Linked DNA regions of Homo sapiens: region 2 is linked to region 1. Evidence: chromatin contacts called from ENCODE Hi-C or POLR2A ChIA-PET data. All regions are on one chromosome and are shown on one strand. The core of a region is the stretch at or near the end of the contact, and the rest is flanking DNA. Distances in the headings are between cores, read along the strand shown.

Region 1 (4,698 bases), core at 605-3,104:
TTTTTGTAATACCAAAATTAGCCGGGTGTGGCGGCACACTCCTGTAGTCCCAGCTACTCAGGAGGCTGAGGTGGGAGAATTGCTTGAGCCCAGGAAGTCAAGGCTGCAGTGAGCTGAGATCGTGCCACTGAACTCCAGCCTGAGTGACAGATCCAGACCCTGTCTGGAAAAAAAAAAAAAAAATTCTTTTTTTTCATAGAGATGAGTTCCCATTATATTGCCCAGGCCATGGTGGCTCATACCTGTAATCCCAATGCTTTAGGAGGCCGAGGCAGGAAGAGCCCTCCTGGGCTCAAGAGATCCTCCTGCCTCGGCCTCCTAAAGTGTTGGGATTACAAGTATGAGCTACCACAGCGCAGCCCCGAATTTCTTCATTAACATTATATTCTTCTGTGTGTTTTCTTTTTTTAAACCAGGAGAATATATTGTCTTTAGGATAAAATTTAAAACAATAGGGATGAAAAAGGGTGCCATTAACCCAGTTATTAATTTGCCCTATTAAGTTGCTCTATAATAATATTCTTTTGCTGTTCACTGTTTGTGTGAGCATTTCTGGGTGTTCTACATTCCTTGAGGGCAGCAATGACTCTAATCTCAACCTTGACTCCAAAGATAGTATAATGTCCCCCATTCACTGAATGTTTCTGACTGACTCCTAAAGTCTAACTCAAATGCTCCAATGGTTTCCCATAATTTTCAGAGTAAAAGTTCGAGTCCTTCCACAGGCCTCCAGGCCCCATGTGACCTGGCCTGCTGCACCTTCTCTGACCTCATCCCTCTTGTTTACTTGCCTCCAGCCATTCTGCCTTCTTAATGTTCCTCCAGCAGGTCAGGCATATTCTTGCCCAAGGGCCTTTGCACTTACTGTTCCTGCAGCCTGGAATATTTCTCTCCAGGTCACTGCATGGCTCAAACCCTTTCCTCCTCCCTGTTTTTACTTAGATGACACCTTCTCAGGGAATATATATTCCCTGACCAGGTGGAATATCCTCTGATCACCTTATCTTTTGAGACTGGGTCTCACTCTGTTGCCCAGGCTGAAGTGTAGTGGCACAATCACAGCTCACTGCAGCCTCGACCGCCCTGGCTCAGGTGATCTTCCCATATCAGCCTCCTGAGTAGCTGGAACTGTAGGCGTGCGCCATCACACCCGGCTAATTTTTGTGTGTATATGTGTGTGTGTGTTTTCTTTTTTTTGCAATGTAGTTTTGCTCTTGTGCCCAGGCTGGAGTGCAATGGTGTGATCTCAGTTCCCTGTAACCTCTGCCTCCCGGGTTCAAGCAATTCTCCTGCCTCAGCCTCCTGAGTAGCTGGGATTACAGGTGCCTGCCACCAACATCCAGCTAATTTTTGTATTTTTAGTAGAGATGGGGTTTCAACATGTTGGCCAGGCTGGTCTCGAACCCCTGACTTAGGTGATCCACCCGCCTCGGCCTCCCAAAGTGCTGGGATTACAGGCAAGAGCCACCGTGCTGGGCCTAATTTTTCTATCTTTTGTAGGGACGGGCTTTCACTATGTTGCCCAGGTTGGTCTTGAATTCCTGGGCTGAAGCGATCCACCCGCCTCAGCCTCCCAAAGTGCTGAGATTACAGGTGTGAGCTACCCTGCCCGGCCTGATCACCTTATTTAAACCTGTAACCCAATCCTGCCTGACCTCCATGATCCCTACCCATTTCTGCTTTATTTTCTTCCATGTCATGTATCATCTTTCATCATATTGTACATTTCATTTAGTTTATTATCTGCCTCCTCTGACTAGAATGTCAGCACCACAAGGGTAGAAACATTTGCGTTTTTTTCACTGTGGTATCACGGGGCCTGGCACCTAATGGATGCTCATTAAGTATCTCTTGAATGAACTTAAACACTTCATGGGAAGAAGCAGACAAAATACAAAAGCCAGACAGAGATTGACTAAATCCCAGTGAGCATATTAACCTTACTGGGCTTCAGTTTTCATCTCTCTAAAAAGGGAGTCTTAGGAGAGGACCTATGAATGCCCTCCCCGACCCAGGACAGAACCTGCCACATAACAGCACAGTTATTTGAGCTTAGTTCTGTCGCCCTGTACTGTCCCTAAGACCTGCACCTCACCTGCACTTTTGCCATTGGATCCTGAAGAACCCAGGGCAGAGACTCTGACCCCCGCGTGCTGTCAGATAGTAGGACAAGGAAGAATTAAATGCCCAGACACTCAGGGCCTCTCTCCAGAGAGCTGGGCCGACCTCAGACTGTCAGCTTCCTGTGCCTGGGTGCGGTAGGGGTTGGGGGTGGAGAGAGGGTGTGACTAGGGGAGGGGTCATGCTGCAAAGGAAATGGCAGTGACAGAGGAGTTGTGAGCAGGAGCTCACTTGCAGATCTCCATCAGTCCTCAGCCCTGGATCAGGGGACTCTCATTATCCTCATTTTAGAGATGAGGAAATCAAGGCTCAGAGAGAGGAAGCGTCTTGCCCAAGGTCTGACTCCAAAGCCCTGCTCTTGATCTCTACAGTGCACTGGCCCTGGCTGAGCACCACAATCACCCAGAGAACTGGTGAAACTGAAACATGCCCGCCCAGCCCAGACCTACTGACTCAGAGTTTCCAGGGGTGGGGTCCAGGTGTATTTTTCACAAGTTGCCATTTGGGTTTCCTCAGAGAGGACTCCCACAGTCTCCACAAACCCAGGGAGCCTCTGGCCTCTGAGTTGGCAGTCACTGACCTTTGAGATGCTTCATCTATTCACTCTTTCCTCTGGAGGCATGTAGGGGAGTAGTTCTCCTCTCAGGACTTGGGGGATCCTCTAAAACTCAAGTGTGGGGATTGGGGATCCTAAAAACTCAAGTGTGGGTGTCAGGTCCATGTTGGCAACAGTCAGCAAGAACTGATTCTGTAGTTTCCAGCCTTCAGGATCCCCAGGGTTTGGGAATCCATAAAAGCACCCAGCAATGATTTCAGAAAGAATTCTCTCCTAAATTGACTTTTTTTTTTTAAGAAAGAATCTCACTCTATTGCCCAGGCTGGAATGCAGTGGTATAACCATGGCTCACTGAAGCCTTGACCTCTCGGGCTCAAGCGATCCTTCCACCTCAGCCTCCAGAGTAGCAGGAACTATAGGCAGGAGCCATCATGCCTAATTTTTTTCATTTTTTGTAGAGTTGGGGTCTTGCTATGCTGCCAGGGCTGGTCTCAAACTCCTGGACTCAAGTGATTCTCTTGCCATGGCCTCCCAAAGTGCTGGGATTACAGATGTGAGCCACCTTGCCCAGCAAGGTCTTTAAATGAATCTAGGTTCCAAGTGATCCTTTTAAAAGACACAGATCCAGCCAGGTGCAGTAGCTCACGCCTGTAATCCCAGCACTTTGGGAGGCCAAGGCAGGTGGATCACCTGAGGTCAGGAGTTCAAGACCAGCCTGGCCAACATGGCAAAACCCCGGCTCTACTAAAAATACAAAAATTAGCTGGGCGTGGTGGTGGGCACCTGTGATTCCAGCTACTTGGGAGGCTGAGGCAGGAGAATCACTTGAACCTGGGAGGTGGAGGTTGCAGTGAGCTGAGATTGCACCACTATACTCCAACCTGGGTGACAGAGCAAGACTCTGTCTTAAAAAAAAAAAAAAAAAGACACAGCTCCTTTTAAGAGTTACCAAATGTATTCTAGTGGGTTACTAGAAAAGCATAACTACTATCATGGAGGAACACTGGAAATTTTAAAAGGTGGGAATCTTTGGATTAGCTGTGTCACCTGCTGAGAGCAAGAAGGGGCTGTAGGGGTTGGGTGTGGGCATCAAAGGAGACAGAGGCCCAGTTAAGGGAAAGGAGAGGCTGCATCATAGACCAATTTTACCTACTTGAGGTACAGAATTTATTCTTTAGTTTTGTAGGACAGCTTGGTGATCAACCCCCTGGTTTATAGATGAGAAACTGAAGATGGACAGTGACTTGCTTAAAGTCACCCAGATGGGGAGCAGTACGGATCCAAGCCTGCGTGGTTCTGAGTCAAGTGCTCTGCACATCATTAAATCATCCTCCCCTCCCTACCCACAAATCCTAGCCTGGGGAGACCAGTAGCACACAGGGGTCAGGACAAAGCTAATGATCCTAGCCAGCCAGCAGGTTTTTGGACTGGAGCTGTTCTTAACTTTTCCTCCACTAAGGAGAAGGTGGTTGTCCCTCTCCAGAGGAGGCAAAACCTGAAGCTCATTGATTCTCAGTGGGCAAGAGTCTCACTCTGGGCTCCAGGACTGCCCTGAATATCAGCTGGAGGTGCAGGAGACTGGAAGGCCCCTGTCTACCCTCCCTCCCTTCCCCCAGCTCCTGCCAGTCAAGGAGGAAGTGGTAGGCCTGGTGCCACCCAAAGATCCTCATCAAACCAGAGACACACTGCTCCATCTACATACCCCTTCACCCCACTGCCTGATAGTCAGTGGGGAAGGAGGCCAAATTATCAGCTGATCCTCCACTAGTTCTAAAATCAAAACTGCTCCCCTGGGTAAGAGGGTGTGTTCAGTAGGACACACATCATTCCCAAGGGCTCCCCTCTCTATAGCCCTCTGTCAGGATGGCTACCTTCCAAAGGTTTTTAGAGGCGGTTCTGGGAACCTTGCAAGAACTCACAGCCCTCAACTCCTGGGAAGTTTTGTGTTCAACCTAAATCCATCCTGGGCAGGAGTGCCATTCCTATTGGTTTACTTTCTCTGTTCTCAACCCAACTGGATG
Region 2 (4,698 bases), core at 907-3,406, 1.3 Mb before region 1:
AAAAAAACAGCTTCCTTGGAACGTTGAGAACAACTGGAGGAGCATTTACCACCATCTGGGCCGTGAGTTAAGAGACTTAACCTGTTATTTCATTTAATCCCCAAAATAAAGCATTTCTAGAAAAACAGAAGAGAATTCTGTTGGGGACTCAAAACTAAATAAAACAATGATGAAGAAAGCTAGTCCTTAAGGTTATACTACCAGGCAAGCGATTCAAAGTACCTACATAAGCCAAAACTTACCAGCTTTAATAAAAATAAGGCCAACGATTTTCACTTTTAAAAAAATGCCCATGGACCGGGCGCGGCGGCTCACACCTGCAATCCCAGAACTTTTGGGAAGCCGAGGCGGGCGAATCACGAGGTCAGGAGTTCGACCCAGCCTGGCCAATATGGTGAAACCCCGTCACAACTAAAAATACAAAAATTAGCCGGGCATGGTGGCGCACACCTGTAGTCCCAGCTACTCGGGAGGCTGAGGCAGAACAATCGCTTGAACCCGCGAGGCGGAGGTGGCAGTGAGCCGAGATCGCGCCACTGCACTCCAGCCTCGGCGACAGAGCGAGATTCCATCGCCAAAAAAAAACCACAAATAAATAAATAAATAAATGCCTATTTTGGTCATTTGGAACTATAGGAACAAGGCTAGTATCAAATGTCATTAGATAGACCAGAGTCTTACGCGGTAAAAATTTATCAAGCAACGAGACCAACTTTACAGTTTTTTAAAAAATGTAAACTCATAGTAGCACTTATTCACAGTAGCCCAAAGATGTTAACCCAAATGTCCATCAACAGAAACGGATAAGCAAAATGTGGTATAGACATAAAATGAGTATTATTCAGAATGATGTACTGACAAATCCTCCAACGTTGGAAAATCTTGAAAACATTACGCTAAGTTAAAGAAGCCAGACATAAAAGTACACGATTCCATAAATACTAAATATCTAAAATAGCTAAGTTCAGAGAGACAGGAAGATTAGTGGTTGCTAGGGACTAGAGGAAGGGGGACAGGGAATCTGGGAGTAAGTGCTCAATGGGTAGTAGTCTCCTGCGGGGGGAGGTGACGGAAATGTTTTGGAACTACGTGTAAGTGATGATTACACAACACTGAATATACTAAATACCACTTAAAGATAATTTCACTTTAATAAAAAATTACAAAGAGATATTTGCTACTAAAAAATTTACTGCACTTTGGGGACTTATTTTTTTGTTCTTCCTTGGCGGACTTGTATTTGATAAAGCTTTATTACTGAGTCACTTCGACGATGAATCTGATAAACTTGTAGACCAGTTTCAATTACATAAAAACCATCTACTCAATAATTCAGCTGAAGTGCTTTCCATAAACACCACGTTCTTCTTACTCTGGGCTTGTCTAATTAAAATATCCAGTCCAGACACATCCTATTTGCCGTGACCACACCCTGTGCCCAGGAGTAAGTTCTAAGACCAAACCACTGGTGAAAATTTTTAAAAACACTGCTGGCACCTGTCTTAAGCCTCCATTTTAATGGGAAGCGATGAAAGAACGAATCTTAAGTTCAAGGAAGATCTTTCGGTCTTAGAAAAAGGTGATTAGATTCAGGCTGCAAAATCTGAAACTACATGAAAGTAAGGTGACTACGGGGGCCATTTAATATGAACTGAAAGGTCCGGTCTTGGTTAGTGACTTTACAAAAACATTCTGAGAAGCTTCCCAATTAAATGAGGGGCCAAAAAAAAAAAAGGCGCCATAAAAATAAAAAGGCCGTGACCTGGAATACAACTCGGCTATCGGCTCCCCTTTGTGGTTCCCAACTCCCAGGTAACCCCCATCCTGGCTCATGCCCCAATGAGGAATATAAAGACTTCCACTCCAAGACTAGGAAACCCTCCGATGGGCCGGGAGCCCCCGCCACCGCCCCGTGCTGAACGTCACAAAATGGCGGCGGCGCCTCTTTGTCTCAATCTGGCGCCGCCATTGGGCCTGGCTCCTTGGTACTGTTAAATTCCATTTCCACCTCATTCCCTCTTTCGCTGGTCTCTTACCGAGATCTAGGGTTAAAAAATGCGGCGGCTCAAATCCACACGCTCCGATGAGTCTTCCCGCTTTCCTCCGGCCCAACACCAACCAACTCTCTCACTCACCCGGCGTCCACGAAATGGCGGACCACCGCCTTCTCCTCGCCTTTATTTATACGCCATACTGGAATCACATGATTGGACGGGCTCCCCCAATGAGAAGCAGAAGAGGCCGTGACGTATGGCTACAAACGCAGCGAGAGCCGCGGTTGCTGGGAGCGCGCTCTGGCGGTTGCGCCGGGTGGGTGGAGACGTGCGTCGGCGCGCGCTCGTTGTAACAGGCCTGGTGCTCCCTCGAGCGTTCCTCCCGGTCTGTCGACCTCCAGGTTACCCACAGACTCCTCTTCCTCACCTCCAAATAGGCTAGGGCTTCATAAACAGCACCGTCGCCGTCACGCTCAAACACTAATAGGAGCCGTTGGCCCCTAACAAGATTAAGAGATGAATTAATTAAGTGCTTCACCCTTGTGAGCGGTTAGTCTGGAACTAAGAGCATCGCGTTTACAAACAGGTCACGGAGCTGTTTGTGACCCAGCTGGCACCAGACTGTGGCCGCCTAGATTCCACACTGAAGGAAAAGCCTGGTTTGGAAAGTTTGCCCAACTCTTGCTGGTTTCTCGTCTCTCAAGCAAACTTGCAGGACTTGGCGCCGACAGCAAAGGAGACCGGTCAGGTGACCTGGAAACTATCACCTTTAGCAAACACCCGGAAAGGGAAGTTTCTGAAGAAGATTGAATGTAAATTCTGGCCCCCAAGCAAATGCCAGGAGGGGTATCTCGAGCCTTTCTCCTAGCAGCCGTTGCACTGCCTGGCATGTATTTTGTCCGGGCCACTTCCCTTACGAAGACAGAGCCGCAAGAGTAATTAAGGGGAGAGAGACTGTGATTGGGTTAGAAAAATCACCAAGGGCCGGGCGCGGTGGCTCATGCCTGTAATCCCAGCACTTTGGGAGGCCGAGGCAGGCGGATCACTTGAGGTCAGGAGTTCAAGACCAGCCTGGCCAACATGGTGAAATCCCGTCTCTATTAAAAATACAAATGGCCGGGCATGGTGGCAGGCGCCTGTAATCCCAGCTACTTGGGAGGCTGAGAGCAGGAGAATCGCTTGAACCCAGGAGGCGGAGGTTGCCGTGAGCTGAGATCCTACCACTGCACAAAAAAAAAAAGAGAGAAAAAGAACCTGTCTTTTTATTTATTCCCTCTTAGCTGAAAGATATGCCAATTATTATGTTTTTTTTTTTCTTTTTTCTTTTTTTTTTTTTCTTGAGATGGAGTCTCGTTCTGTTGCCCAGGCTGGAGTGCAATGGCGCGACCTCGGCTCACTGCAAACTCCGCCTCCCGGGTTCAAGCGATTCGCCTACCTCAGCTTCCCGAGTAGCTGGGATTACAGGCACCTGCCACCACACCCGGCTAATTTTTGTATTTTTAATAGAGACGGGGTTTCACCATGCTGGTCAGGCTGGTCTCGAACTCGCCACCTCAGGCGATTCTCCCGCCTCGGCCTCCCAAAGTGCTGGTATTACAGGCGTGAGCCACAGCACCCGGCCAGCCAATTAATATGTTTTAACTTTCCCAGGTATTTTTCTTTTGAAGCCTTACCTCTTATTGTGGTTCTAAAAGGTTTATCTGTAGTGGAGGAAAAAAATACAGATTTATTACATCTCAGCCTAGTTTCCTCACCTGTAAAAGGGGAGAAGGGGATCCTAGCAAACCTTTTCTTATTTCTCTCTCGTCTAGATTTTTTTTTCTGGCTCACTTATATTTGCCTTGATTTGTTCCCCTCCTCTATGTAAGCTTTTCTCCTCTTTTTCATTTTCTTTCCTTCTATCAAATCAAAGGCTCTGGAGTCAGGCAGTCCTGGATTTGGCCCCAGCCCCCACTGCTAGTTACTGGCTGAAGCATCCTGAGAAGAACGTTTAACCTCTCTATTTCCTCTGTATAAAATAACCCCAGGCTTGCAGCGTTACAGATGTTAGGTTTTGTCACTTTGGCCAATTGTGGTCACACCTGCATCCCCAGGGCTTGGAAACGATACAGCAGTCAAGCAATACATATTTGTTTATTTTTAGTTAGTTATTTATTTTTGAGACTCTGGGTCTGGCTCTGTCACCCAGGCTGGAGTACAGTGGTTCGATCTCGCCTCACGGCAACGTCCACCTGCCGGGCTCGAGCAATTCTCCTACCTCAGCCTCCCCAACGACTAGGACCACAGGCGCGAGCACAGATGCCCAGCTAATTTTCGTATTTTTTGTAGAGACAGGATTTCACCATGTTGCCCAGGCTGGTCTAGAACTCCTGAGCTCAAAGCCATCCACCCTCCTCTGCCTCCCAAAGTGCTGGGATTACAGCCATGAGTCACGGCACCTGGCCTTTTTTTTTTTTTTTTTTTTTTGAGACAGGGTCTTGCTCTCTTACTCAGGCGGGAGGGCAGTGGAGCAAACTTCGCTCACCACAACCTGGACCTCGTGGGCTGGACCTCATGGGTTAAAATTAGCCACCATGCCTGGCTAATTTTTTGATTTTTTTGTAGAGGAGTCTCACTTTGCTGCCCAGATTGGTCTTGAACTCCTGGCCTCAAACGATTCTACCACCTTGGGAGAGTTGTTTGAGTTGTTCGAGACCAATCCAAC

What was found. Hi-C counts contacts between places; a loop is a spot of excess contacts on that map. ChIA-PET counts read pairs that join two places held with the same protein, here RNA polymerase II (POLR2A). Pooled maps may share reads with other maps.
Region 2: a loop to region 1 is called in a pooled map, with 5 times the contacts of the local background. The contact joins the promoter of SRSF3 here to the enhancer-like site in region 1. A Hi-C loop is called at or near these places in 4 of 50 pooled maps. POLR2A ChIA-PET finds 5 or more read pairs at or near these places in 2 of 52 experiments (AG04450 and activated T-cell).

The regions. Positions count from the first base shown.
Region 1 is chr6:35,300,632-35,305,329 of GRCh38, reverse strand. All of the region lies in intron 1 of DEF6 (DEF6 guanine nucleotide exchange factor), which reads right to left. Among named protein-coding and RNA genes, the nearest start is that of DEF6, 5.2 kb to the right of the region's middle. RefSeq lists enhancers at 1,946-2,145, 2,144-2,438, 2,346-2,475. Within about 2 kb of position 1,854, at least 23 of the 41 ENCODE cell types and tissues checked have a DNase peak (open chromatin) inside an H3K27ac peak, as active enhancers do.
Region 2 is chr6:36,591,820-36,596,517 of GRCh38, reverse strand. It overlaps SRSF3 (serine and arginine rich splicing factor 3), which reads right to left and starts at 2,156. Exons shown (of 6, transcript NM_003017.5): 1 at 2,037-2,156. RefSeq lists enhancers at 1,869-2,098, 1,699-2,380, 2,489-2,648.